3 separate regions of the Homo sapiens genome follow, and regions 2 and 3 are each linked to region 1. A link is a contact called in ENCODE Hi-C data. All regions are on one chromosome and are shown on one strand. The core of a region is the stretch at or near the end of the contact, and the rest is flanking DNA. Distances in the headings are between cores, read along the strand shown. Region 1 holds the start of IKZF2 (IKAROS family zinc finger 2). Region 2 holds the start of KANSL1L (KAT8 regulatory NSL complex subunit 1 like). Region 3 holds the start of LANCL1 (LanC like glutathione S-transferase 1).

Region 1 (3,459 bases), core at 960-3,459:
AGAACATAATTCTCAGAAACAAAAGTAAACTGTATGAGATGACACCCCCTAGCTTTGATTCACATAATGAAAAGATCGATAATCTAACTGTATTCTGTGGGGAAAAAAGTTTAAGAATTGACAAGTCCTGAGAAGATTTTTACTTTTTTTTCCCCCTTTGGCCTTGGTCCTTTTTGCCTTTAGTTTCAAAACTCTCACTGCACCAGCAGCTAAATTATTCACAATGAGCCATTTCTGTATTGATCGCCAAGTATATTTAGCCCTGGCTCCTGGAATTTCTCCATTACTTACTGGAAAACAGGCAGCTTCACTTCTTGTCTCCAAAACCACTTCCCTTCTCCCTCCCCTCCCCTTCTTCACCACCACACTCCCTTACCCCCCCCCCAAAAAAAAACTTTTATTTCTTTCTTTATGGAATAATCAGATCAAATTCCCAACTCAGTCACTACATAGCACTTAAATTTCAACCTGCTGTACTGTTATCACATTCTTTTAAATTATGATTACATAAGGCTTTAAAGAAAGAGATCCGTAAAGTTTAAAAGAGGAGCAGTTTCTTCGGATATTTTACAAATGAGCTTATCTCTTTAAAAATGTACACATTTAACACACACATATTAAAAAGAAAGAAACGTCAGGGAGAAGCGAAAGAAGGCTGCCCCATCAATGAAATGGTTATTAACCCTCAGAGAAGGAAAGAAGGAAAAAGAAAAAGGAGAAAGAGAAACGAAATGTACATACAAAAGAAATTGTCCTTTGATTAAAAAAGATTCATCACCATTTCCAGCTCTGTCGGGAGATCTCAGCTTCTTCTAACCCCTCAAAGAGGAGGTGACAATGTCGGGCTGAAGATAAACGGAGGGAGAAAGAAAGAAGTTTTTTGTGTTTCCCCCTTCTCTCTTTCCCTCCCTTGCCCCCTCCAAGCCAAGCCCCCTGCAGAGTTCAAGGGGAGGAGGAAGGAAAAGCACTTTACAGGTGGGTCATTCCAAGCCCAAATCCAGCAAACAGATCGGCTGATAAACAAAACCAAGAAATGAGAGAGAAGAACACCCCCCTCCTCCTCCTCCTCCTCCTCGTCCTCCTCCTCCTCCTCCTTCCACCCCTCCCCCTCGTCCCTTAGGGATGGTCTAGTAGGAAAAGTCACTCAGGAATGGCACCACGTACTTTCAGGAAAGAGGAAAAAAAAGAGAGAGAGAGAGGTCAGTCAGTGCTATAGCAATGCGATTAACAAGAGAAAAAACTTGATCCACCGGTTCCTTAAGAATCGACCAAAAGCTAAGACAAGAAAACTGAAAGAAAAGGGGGGGGGGGCGGGTAGAGGGGAGGGACAGTCAGGCAGAACCCAGCTAGGAACCCAGGCCAACTTCACAGGACTGTTTTTGGCCCTTGGCAAAAAAGAAAAAAAATAAATAAATCTTAATTCCATCTCTTTCGCCCATACTAGAACCTGTCAAAGTGATTTAACTGCTGCCTGTTTACATGTGTCATACCAGGGTTTTTGGTTTTTTTTTTTTTTTAATTCCAACAGGATCTGGATATTACCTTCTATCTGGACAGCTTCAATTTATTCCAGCCTACCCAATCTTTCTTCTTGGAATTCAAGTTAAAACAAAGCAAAACAAGTCCAAATTCATGACAGCTATAGAGATGAGAACTGATTAATCGATTAACATCCCAGAAACAGATTACAAGGAGGGGACGATAAATTAAGGCAGAGGACATCATCTTCAACCCGATTCCCTGAGCGTCCTTTACAAAAATCATTACCCTAATCAGAACCACAATCCATCCCTCCCAGAGAAAAATACCTATATTATTATTATTATTACTGGTTAACAGCAACAAGTCATTTGATCACATCACAGTGCAAAACGAGATGCTATATAATTACACTTAACTTTGAAAACACTCCCCCCTTTGCAAATCATACACATATTTATATATAATCTATGAATCAGAAGACAAAACAAGAGCTGTTCTTCACCACGCAAAAGCCAAGCGGAGATTTACCTCAGCAGTGCATGCAGTAAAATAATCCCATCACCCTTTTGTTTGTGTTTACTGTTAATGTGTCCTCTGTCTTTCTTTCTTTCCTGTGCCTAACGTGTGTTTGTGCACTGCAGTTGGTGGTGGAAACTAAGGCAGTGGATCTGTAGCTAAGGGTAATCCTGTTTTTACTTCCTCCATCTTCAGCGAGGAGCAGGGTTAGCCCGGGACAGCTGGTCAAACCCCGAGAAACCGATCCGGTGGAGCCCGAGCACATCTCCCCCGCCGGCCGGGCTCGCGCAGACGCCCGCGGGCGGAGGGCGGGCTGGCGGCGGCTGCGGCGGCGGCGGCGGCGGGCGGCTGGCGGCGGGCAGCGGAGCCCCGGGCGCGGGCGAGCGGACGTGCGTGCGCGCGCGTGCGTGTGTGCGGGGCCCGAGCGCCTGTGCGTGTGTGTATGAGAGCGCGTGTGCGCGCGCGCGCGGGCTGGCGGGCGCGTGTGCGCGTGTCTGCGCGCTAAGCCGCTCGGCGCGCTCGGCAATCGATTACAGGACAAGTGCTGCCCCGGAGGCTCCGCGACGCGCGCACTCCCTCGCGCCCACCCGCGCGCCCGGCCGCGTCGCCCCCAGCCCGTTGGTCCCCGGACTGCGGACCCCGCCCCCGACGGGGGCCAGGTAACCCGCTTCCGAGTGTGCCACGGCGACCCCCATCTCCCCTCCCCGTGTCATAATAAATCTCACGTTTTCTGCCGGCTGGAGGCTTGGAGCGGTGAGGTGACGTTCATTTCGGCCGCGTGAAGTTTTCTTTCAAACTGGGATTGGTGGGGAGGCCGGGGGAAGGGAGCGGGGCGGCGATCTTGGCGCCCTGCGCGGAGTCCGGGAGCCGCGTCCCGGCCGAGTCGGGGAGTGTGCGTGGAGCCTCCCACCTACTGGTCTCCGCCGGCAACTCTGCGGCCCCATTTCGGAAAGCGCACCGCATTGACCGGGACCTGAAGCGGGATAAGAGGGGTCCTGGGGAATAGACTGAGAAAGACATTCATGTCTGAGATGAAGCTCAACTATTACTATTTTGAAAGTGCTTTAACAGTGCAAGTTTAAAAACTAAAGTGTTGACTTGCTTTTTCTCCCCCGGGGCATGTGCCACGTCTTCCAAAGTCAAAGGAACGGATGAGTACAAAAAGTTGCTACCCTTGAAGTGTTACCTATCACTATCAACCACAGCTTGTTTATTTGGAAAGAACTTAAGTGAACCGTCAAGAGAAAAACAAATGCATATTCTTTCTACAAATAGTAGCATTTAGTATCTTTCCTGACCACATTTGCGAAAAGAGGGAATAGAGACTTCTATAATTAAAGGGAAAAGGAAAATGAAAGGAGCTGAAAATAGTGAACTGTGTAGTCTGGATGGCTGAAATTTGAAAACACATGAAATTATCAGGACTGCCAAACGGTGTTCCTGAGAAACCATATCACAGAT
Region 2 (3,459 bases), core at 609-3,108, 3.0 Mb before region 1:
GATTGTTATTTGCAAAGGCGCATCATGAAACAAAATTAAAATGTAAATGTTAAAAGTCAATGTGAGAGAATTGGCCTGGATTAAGAAGTTTCACATAAAAAATTACTCCAGACAGTTTGCGGGAGAGAATAATCTATGTAGATTAAAACCATGAGGAAATGGTTGCAGACGCTGACACTGATCTAAGTAGGTGGAAACTGAGGGAGAACCAAAGATAATGGTTACAACAGATTTTAAAGATACTCAAATATATTCTATTTCATGATTAATTCATTGTTTATATTTCCCCAACATGTGGGCTTTTAAAAAATTCACTTTTGTTATAAAAATAACACTACTTGGCAATTGGTAGAGATTAGGAATCACTTTTCCTAATACAAGGCATTTCTTCTTTCTTACAATCTCTTAAGACAGAGACCATATTATGAAACTTTACAAAAACGAAACAAGTTTGACATCAGAGAGGTGACTAACCCAAAGAAATGGCTAGTTATTAAGAACGGGAAAGGCAGAGACCACTCACTGTTAAGCCTCTTTCTCAATACTGAATTATTTTTAGAGTCATTTTTTCCTAGTCAGAAATTGCCAGTTTTGTCTGCAGTGCTCACTTCACTTAGGTTTTGTGGCTAACAAACCTGCCCCATCCAGCAATATTTAAAATTATTACTGACCCAAACTCAGATGAAGTTAAGCAAACTGGCTAAAGACGAAGGAAGTTTGTCTCCTAAACCTCGCCAGAACATGAATGTCCTGAAGTTTGGGGAATCAAAAACGGAATGTGCTTACCACAGTTCAAACAAAAAAACAAACAAAAACGGACTCTCCCAGAGTAAGAAAACATTACAAGAACGTCCATCCAGTGCCTGCCCTCCCGACTGCAAAGCCAGCCTCTTTCCTTTCCTGTGGTTTCTGAAACGGCCAGGATACCGCCTGGTATTTCTTGCTACCAAACACCACGCAATCTGACTTTTTCCAGCAAGACCGGTCCCTTCCTCAGCACACCGGTGACACAAACTTGGAAGCACCGTCCCTCAAAAATCCCCTAGATTCTGCTCTATCCCATCTAACTCTAAAGCCCAAATCTACGTTTTCCTGAAAGAAAGTGTGAAATAAATAAAATAGGGGTCTCATCAAATCCAGTGGGCTCCGCCTCAGAGCCGCCTCAAAAGAGCCGTCACCACACCCCCAATGGGTGAGGCTCAGCCGATGAGGCAAGAGGCGGGTCCAGGAAACCACGTGTTCTGCCTTCTGCGCACGCGCCAGCCAAAACAAAAGGGAGGTCTGCCAAGCCCCACCCCCCACGTGACCGGCGTCCAGGTCCGCCCCCACCCCTCCCTAGACCCCTTCCCTCCCCAGCTGCCAAGGCTGTTAGGTTTAGCCGTTTAAATTTGGCTGCGGTCAGACCCCCGCCCTAGAGCGCGATCCCGTGCCGAGACCAGAGTCCAGCAGCCCAGAGGATTCGGGGGGCGAAGGGGCTGCCGGTCGGTCGCCTGACCCGCAAGTCCACCCGGCAGTCTTCTCCCCTCCCCGCGCTGCCGCCGTCCCCAAGAGGGAAGACCCACCCCCGTCATCCCGCCGCTGAGACGCCGGCCACTCGCCTGCTGGGGCGCCCTGGCTCCCCTCCGCCGCCGCACCTTCGGTCCGGCCGTGGTGGGGGCTGCTGAGGTGATCTCTAGCTGCCCGCCCGCCTCCCCCACCCGGGGCGCCGCTGACTCGTCTCCAGAGCGCGCCCCGCTCCCGCCCCGGCCGCCGCCGCCGCCGCCGCCGCCGCCGCCGCCGCCGCCGCCGCCGCGGTTTAACAGTCCGCCCGCTGCCCGCAGCTCCGTGCGGCTCGGGGGGACGGAACCCTGCCGCGGTCTGGGAGCAGTGGGCGGGGCCCGGCGCTAGCCAATGGCAACGGGGGAGGGGCAGCGCCATGCAAATGAAGCGGGTGGCGGGGAAACCCCGGCAGGGGGCGGGGCCTGCAGAAGCGGCTCGGAGTGTTCTGGAAGTGGCAGGAGCACGACTCCCTTAACTCTGGTGCAGGGTTTACCTCGGCTCCCTCGGGACGGGTTCCGTGCAGCTCCTGCTTCCTCCCTTCTCTTTCCCAGTGCCATCCCTGGCGAGGGGGAAAAAAAAAAACACGGCCAGGAGACTTCCCACCCCTGCTTTGCTATTTTTGTACCTCCGTGACAGAAAAACAAAACCCTGAGGAAAAGTCAGGCGACTTCATTCCCTGCCGTCCGCGCCGGGGCCTCGACTACTGCTGGCGTCCGCGGCTTTCGCCCGCCGCTCCACAGGCGAGTTTTAAGAGATTTCTCACAATTGTCAAGTCCGCAAGTCTCCGTGCGTTTGCTTTTATTTGGGCCGTGCGTTCAAATGCGCTCATAATTCTTTCTGACCCTCAGAGGGGCCCTGAAGTAGGTGACAAATTTGCCTTGGATCCAACTGGGTGGTTTTATGATTAAAAAAAAAAAAACAGACAAAGCAGTTTTAAGTCTCTACAAATCTGGTTTGAGTGGCGCTGGACCTAACTCCCCTCTGCAGTAACGCTGTCAAATAAACAAACGGAGTTTATGTGGAGATAGTTGGCCAGCGACACCCAAAAACACTTCTGAGCGTCTTGCACCTGGCCCCGCGAACCGCTCACCACAAAACAAACCTGCACCTGGGCACTTCCCCAGCCAAGAACTCGATTTTTTTAAAACTGAACTCTAAATGTAGCTTCTTAGATGTTGTATCACAGTCTTTCCTAAGCACCGAATTTACACATGAAATGATTTAAGGAACGAAGAGCACTAGGCTTTTTAAGCCAGAAGGATAATAGCCATTATTTTAACCTTATCAATTGGATAAGATCCCGGGGGCGGAAGAGGGGAGAAATCCAAGGAATTGCAGTCATAACAAAGCGTAATCCGTAACATAGATAACTGGAATTGGAAAATTAGCTACTCGTTCCTGGTTCTTCTAGTAGATTGTGATATTACTGAAATAATTTTTATGACCAGCTGCATTTATTGGAGCTATATTTTTTTAATTACTGAATAATTGCACCTCGATATGGGGCAAGGGAAGAATTTTAGGAAATTGATTTACTTTCATTGTAATAAAAATTGTAAGCTAATGATGTGTTGTGAAAAATAATTAAATCAGTAAGTATTTATTGGATATTTACCATATTCAAAGGACTGTCCTAGTCCCTGGGGACAGAAATGCAAAAATGAATAAAGTATTTTTTAAAGTTTTGTTTTTTTAATTAGCAGTTTGAGACATCTAATAAGCATGTGTTAAGATAGATCAAAGGAAGATTCTGGATTTGAGTTGGACGTTTAAAAGACTTAAGAGAGAGGAGGAAGGCATCAATAGTTCAGGAGATAGTGTCCTTGGGTGGTTTGAGGAGATGTTGTGTGAATATTTGGGGGGCAGAAAAGTACATTGTCAACTAGATTGAGTAAATCTTGAATGACAGGAATTCAGATT
Region 3 (3,459 bases), core at 335-2,834, 2.7 Mb before region 1:
CATCAGACCCACAGATTAATTTGACAGGGATGAAATCTGTAAGGCCTTTATATCACATAAAATGTCTTTTGTATGGCTGACAAGTTTCAAAGAAATAAACTGGTAAAATTTTTAAAGCGTGTGCCTTGTTTCCAACTTAACTCATTTTCAAAACTAAATTTTATTTTTTTATTTTTTAGAGACAGGGTCTCTGTCACCCAGGCTAGAGTGCAGTGGTGCAATCATAGCTCACTACAGCCTCGAATCTCCTAGGCTCCAGCAATTCTCCCGCCTCAGCCTCCCAAGTAGCTGGGACTACAAGCTTTCCACCACACCTGGCTAATTTTTAAAAAAATTTTAGTAGAGATAAGGTCCTGCTGTGTTGCACAGGCTGGTCTCAAACTCGTGGCCTTAAGCAATCCTCCTGCCTTGATTTCCCAAAGTGTCGGGATTAATGGTGTGAGCCACTGCACCCAGCCAAAAGTAGGTATTCTTAAAAATATCTGTATTCCCTCTTAACAATTATGTTCACCCAATGAGGCATGAGAAAACACAGGCCCCTAGTATTTTACATCCAGGTTCTCTTTTGCACAGTGATTTGTGACATGCTAACCAGTTTAATTTACAAGTTTCTTTTTTTTTGTTTTCCAGCTGTGGATATGCCCTGTGGAGTGACACCGGTACAAAGAACTTCAGGTTTCCTAGGTCCCCAAATTCTCTAAGCACTAACAGTTTAAAGACGTCCTTACCATACACCACCGTTTGCTCTCATCATTACCCTGAACGCACTTGTGTATAATCACAAAGGAGTAACACGGCACATGTGAATACCGTTAGGATTCTTCACCTCTTTTTAAGAAGCAAACCAAAATACATTAAAAAATGCCAATTACATAGTAAACTACATATTTGCCAATTTTTAAAATTTATACTATCAATAATTGAGTTTATTTCAATTAATAATGTTAACAATGACACATTTAACATTATGTTAGAGCTCAATTTGTATATATTAACATGTATTTTTAAATAATTTACGTATTTATCGTCGAATCATGTATTTTTTTAAAGGGGGATGCTCAACTCTCTCAGGCAAAAATGAGCACCTTTCCGAACACCGTGGGGAGAGGCAGGGATGCAGGCAGACATATCCTAAACTCACCCTCCCGGCAGCATCAAAGTAGCCTTCGGCCAGGGATTTGTTATAATCAGCATAAGGATTCGGGAAGGCCCTTTGAGCCATGACGCCGGAAGCAAGCCTGCAGAACAGGGGAAAAACAGAAACTAGGTTGAGATAGGGGCCTCGGCCGAGTTGCGAGGGCGGCGGCGGCGCCCAGGTATCCCCCTTCCTCCAGCTCCAGGGCCATCGAGCCGTCTCGGCGGTCCGAGTGGACCTCGGGCCCACTGCGGCCCAACTGCTAGGACATGGCGCCTTCGCGAAAAAGCTGCCAGGGCCCTTAACCCACCCGGACAAAGAGGCCCCGTTTTGCAACCCCGTTCCCACGCCCGCGACTTGAAGCAAGTGCGCCTCCCGCGTCCTGAAGCCCTTCTCGGCCCTGGCCTCTCACCCCGCAGCCCCGGACAGTAACAGAAGGGCTATTTTACCGCCCAGTTCCTGCCAGGAGGGCCAATCAGAGCCTTCGCCGTTCCCGAGACCCGCCCCCTTCTCTCTTACAGTTTGTTAAAGACACAGGCGTGTAATTTCTAAAGGATAACGCAGGGTATTTTAATTACTGGGTAGCAGAAGTGAGGACCTAGAATCACGCGGAGATGTGACCAATATTTCCTACCCTTCTTTAATTTTTCTTATTTTTAAAAAGTCAAATTTAAGTCCAGAGTCATAAGAAGTATATATTTTTTTAACCTGGAGAAGAAACAGACTGCTTTTAGATCTGAACATGCTGGTATTTCTGCTGTTCGCAATAGATAAAATTTGGCGGGGGGTGGGGGGATAATGTCTCTCCAGGGACTTGCCAATCTTTTCTTTTCATTTCTTAAAACAAACAAACAAAAAAGCACCACCATCATTAACAACAACAACAACAAAAATATGCCCAAAGGACAGGATATCAAATAGCAGTTGATAATACTTTGGGGAAAGCACATGAAAACACAAATTACAGCTCTTAGGAAATTTATTCTGTTCCTTAGCCTAAATTGGACTATAATACTGGATAACAAAGCTCTAAAAAATACTGAAAACCAACACAGCAGGAGATCCACAACATTCAATTTCAATGTTTTAACAGTCCCTGCTATCTGAAACATTTTTCTTTCATTTAAAATTAAATCCCACCTGGTACATATTAGGCCCATTCTATTGCTCAGAGAATTTTGGAGTTCAGTTAAAAAGTCAGCCTCACTCTCTCCTTTTCCTTCTCTCCGGTTTCAATGAAGAGTCCTAGCTCCAGACCTCCAACTGGAGAAGCTCAGTCTCCACCCCAACTCCCTCCCTCCTTGGCCTAAGTTTGTCCTTCTGAGGCTGCCATCCCAAACTCTACTCCTAATCCCTCCCCACACCCAGGTTTGCTCTTTTAAAATAGTTGCTTTCTTAGGAAATGTAGTTGCTTTCTTAACCTCATCAAATTCATGAAGATTTAGCCGAGGCCCATGGTGAGTCTTAAGCTGGATATCTCTCATGTTTTAAAAGATGGGTGTTTGAAGGAGCAACTCACAAGAGAGAAAAGGAAAACGAGAGACATTTTATCAATTATTTTTTCTTTAATGATTAAAGGCTATCCATTTATCCCACTCACAGTCTTTAAGCAATTAAATATTACTGTTGTTAAGCAAGGCAGGATGGTAATTGTATATTTTCATAGTATGCCTCTATCTTATTTTACTAATCCTTTCCCCTAATGATGGACATTGTTTCTAACTTCCATACTACAAATAATATTCTTGGAACATGTGCTTTTATGAATCTGTGTGAGTATCCCTGAGACATACACCCAGCAGTCAATTGCTGGATCATATGAGATTCTGTACTTAATTTCCCCAATGTTGTTAGATTGCTTTCCAAAACTGCTGGACTAGTTTATATTCCCTCTAACAGTATCTATTGTTCACTCCAAGAGTATTCACTCCAACATATCAATTGTTTCTGTCATTTCCATCTCCTCTCCAACACTTGGTATTATCTAGTGTTCTAATGTTTGCCATTCTAATGAATAATGTAGAATCTCACTGATGTTTAATCTTTTAGTTTTTCTGTGGCTAATGGTGTTGAACTTTCCTTCATATACCTGTTAGACAATTGGGCTTTACCTGTTCCTTTATTTATTTTTCTATTAGTGATTGCATTGTTTTCCTGTTGATTTGAAAGAGTTTTGTTTCTTTTTTTCCCGTGTTTGTGGGGTATATTCTGTATATTAATCTCCTTTCACTTTAGTTATTGTAGATACTTTCTTTAGTTTGTTCACATTTTCTAGGATATCCTTTATTGAATCACAATCTTTCATTTCGATGAAGTTAAACCCA

Evidence for each region. A loop is a pair of places that touch in the nucleus more often than their neighbours do. Pooled maps may share reads with other maps.
Region 2: a map of CD8-positive, alpha-beta T cell shows a loop between it and region 1 (6-fold over the local background). The contact joins the promoter of KANSL1L here to the promoter of IKZF2 in region 1. A Hi-C loop is called at or near these places in 1 of 168 maps with a recorded cell type or tissue (CD8-positive, alpha-beta T cell) and 8 of 50 pooled maps.
Region 3: a map of sigmoid colon shows a loop between it and region 1 (7-fold over the local background). The contact joins the promoter of LANCL1 here to the promoter of IKZF2 in region 1. A Hi-C loop is called at or near these places in 1 of 168 maps with a recorded cell type or tissue (sigmoid colon) and 12 of 50 pooled maps.

What each region holds. Positions count from the first base shown.
Region 1 is chr2:213,149,403-213,152,861 of GRCh38, forward strand. IKZF2 (IKAROS family zinc finger 2) reads right to left here and starts at 2,210. Exons shown (of 9, transcript NM_001387220.1): 1 at 2,011-2,210; 2 at 742-845. RefSeq lists silencers at 2,301-2,360, 2,441-2,800.
Region 2 is chr2:210,169,551-210,173,009 of GRCh38, forward strand. It overlaps KANSL1L (KAT8 regulatory NSL complex subunit 1 like), which reads right to left and starts at 1,859. Exons shown (of 15, transcript NM_152519.4): 1 at 1,599-1,859. RefSeq lists enhancers at 884-1,518, 946-1,125, 1,519-2,154, 2,155-2,788 and silencers at 1,316-1,625, 1,746-2,075.
Region 3 is chr2:210,475,175-210,478,633 of GRCh38, forward strand. It overlaps LANCL1 (LanC like glutathione S-transferase 1), which reads right to left and starts at 1,585. Exons shown (of 10, transcript NM_006055.3): 1 at 1,446-1,585; 2 at 1,142-1,238. The coding sequence starts at 1,222. It also overlaps a transcript of CPS1 not described here.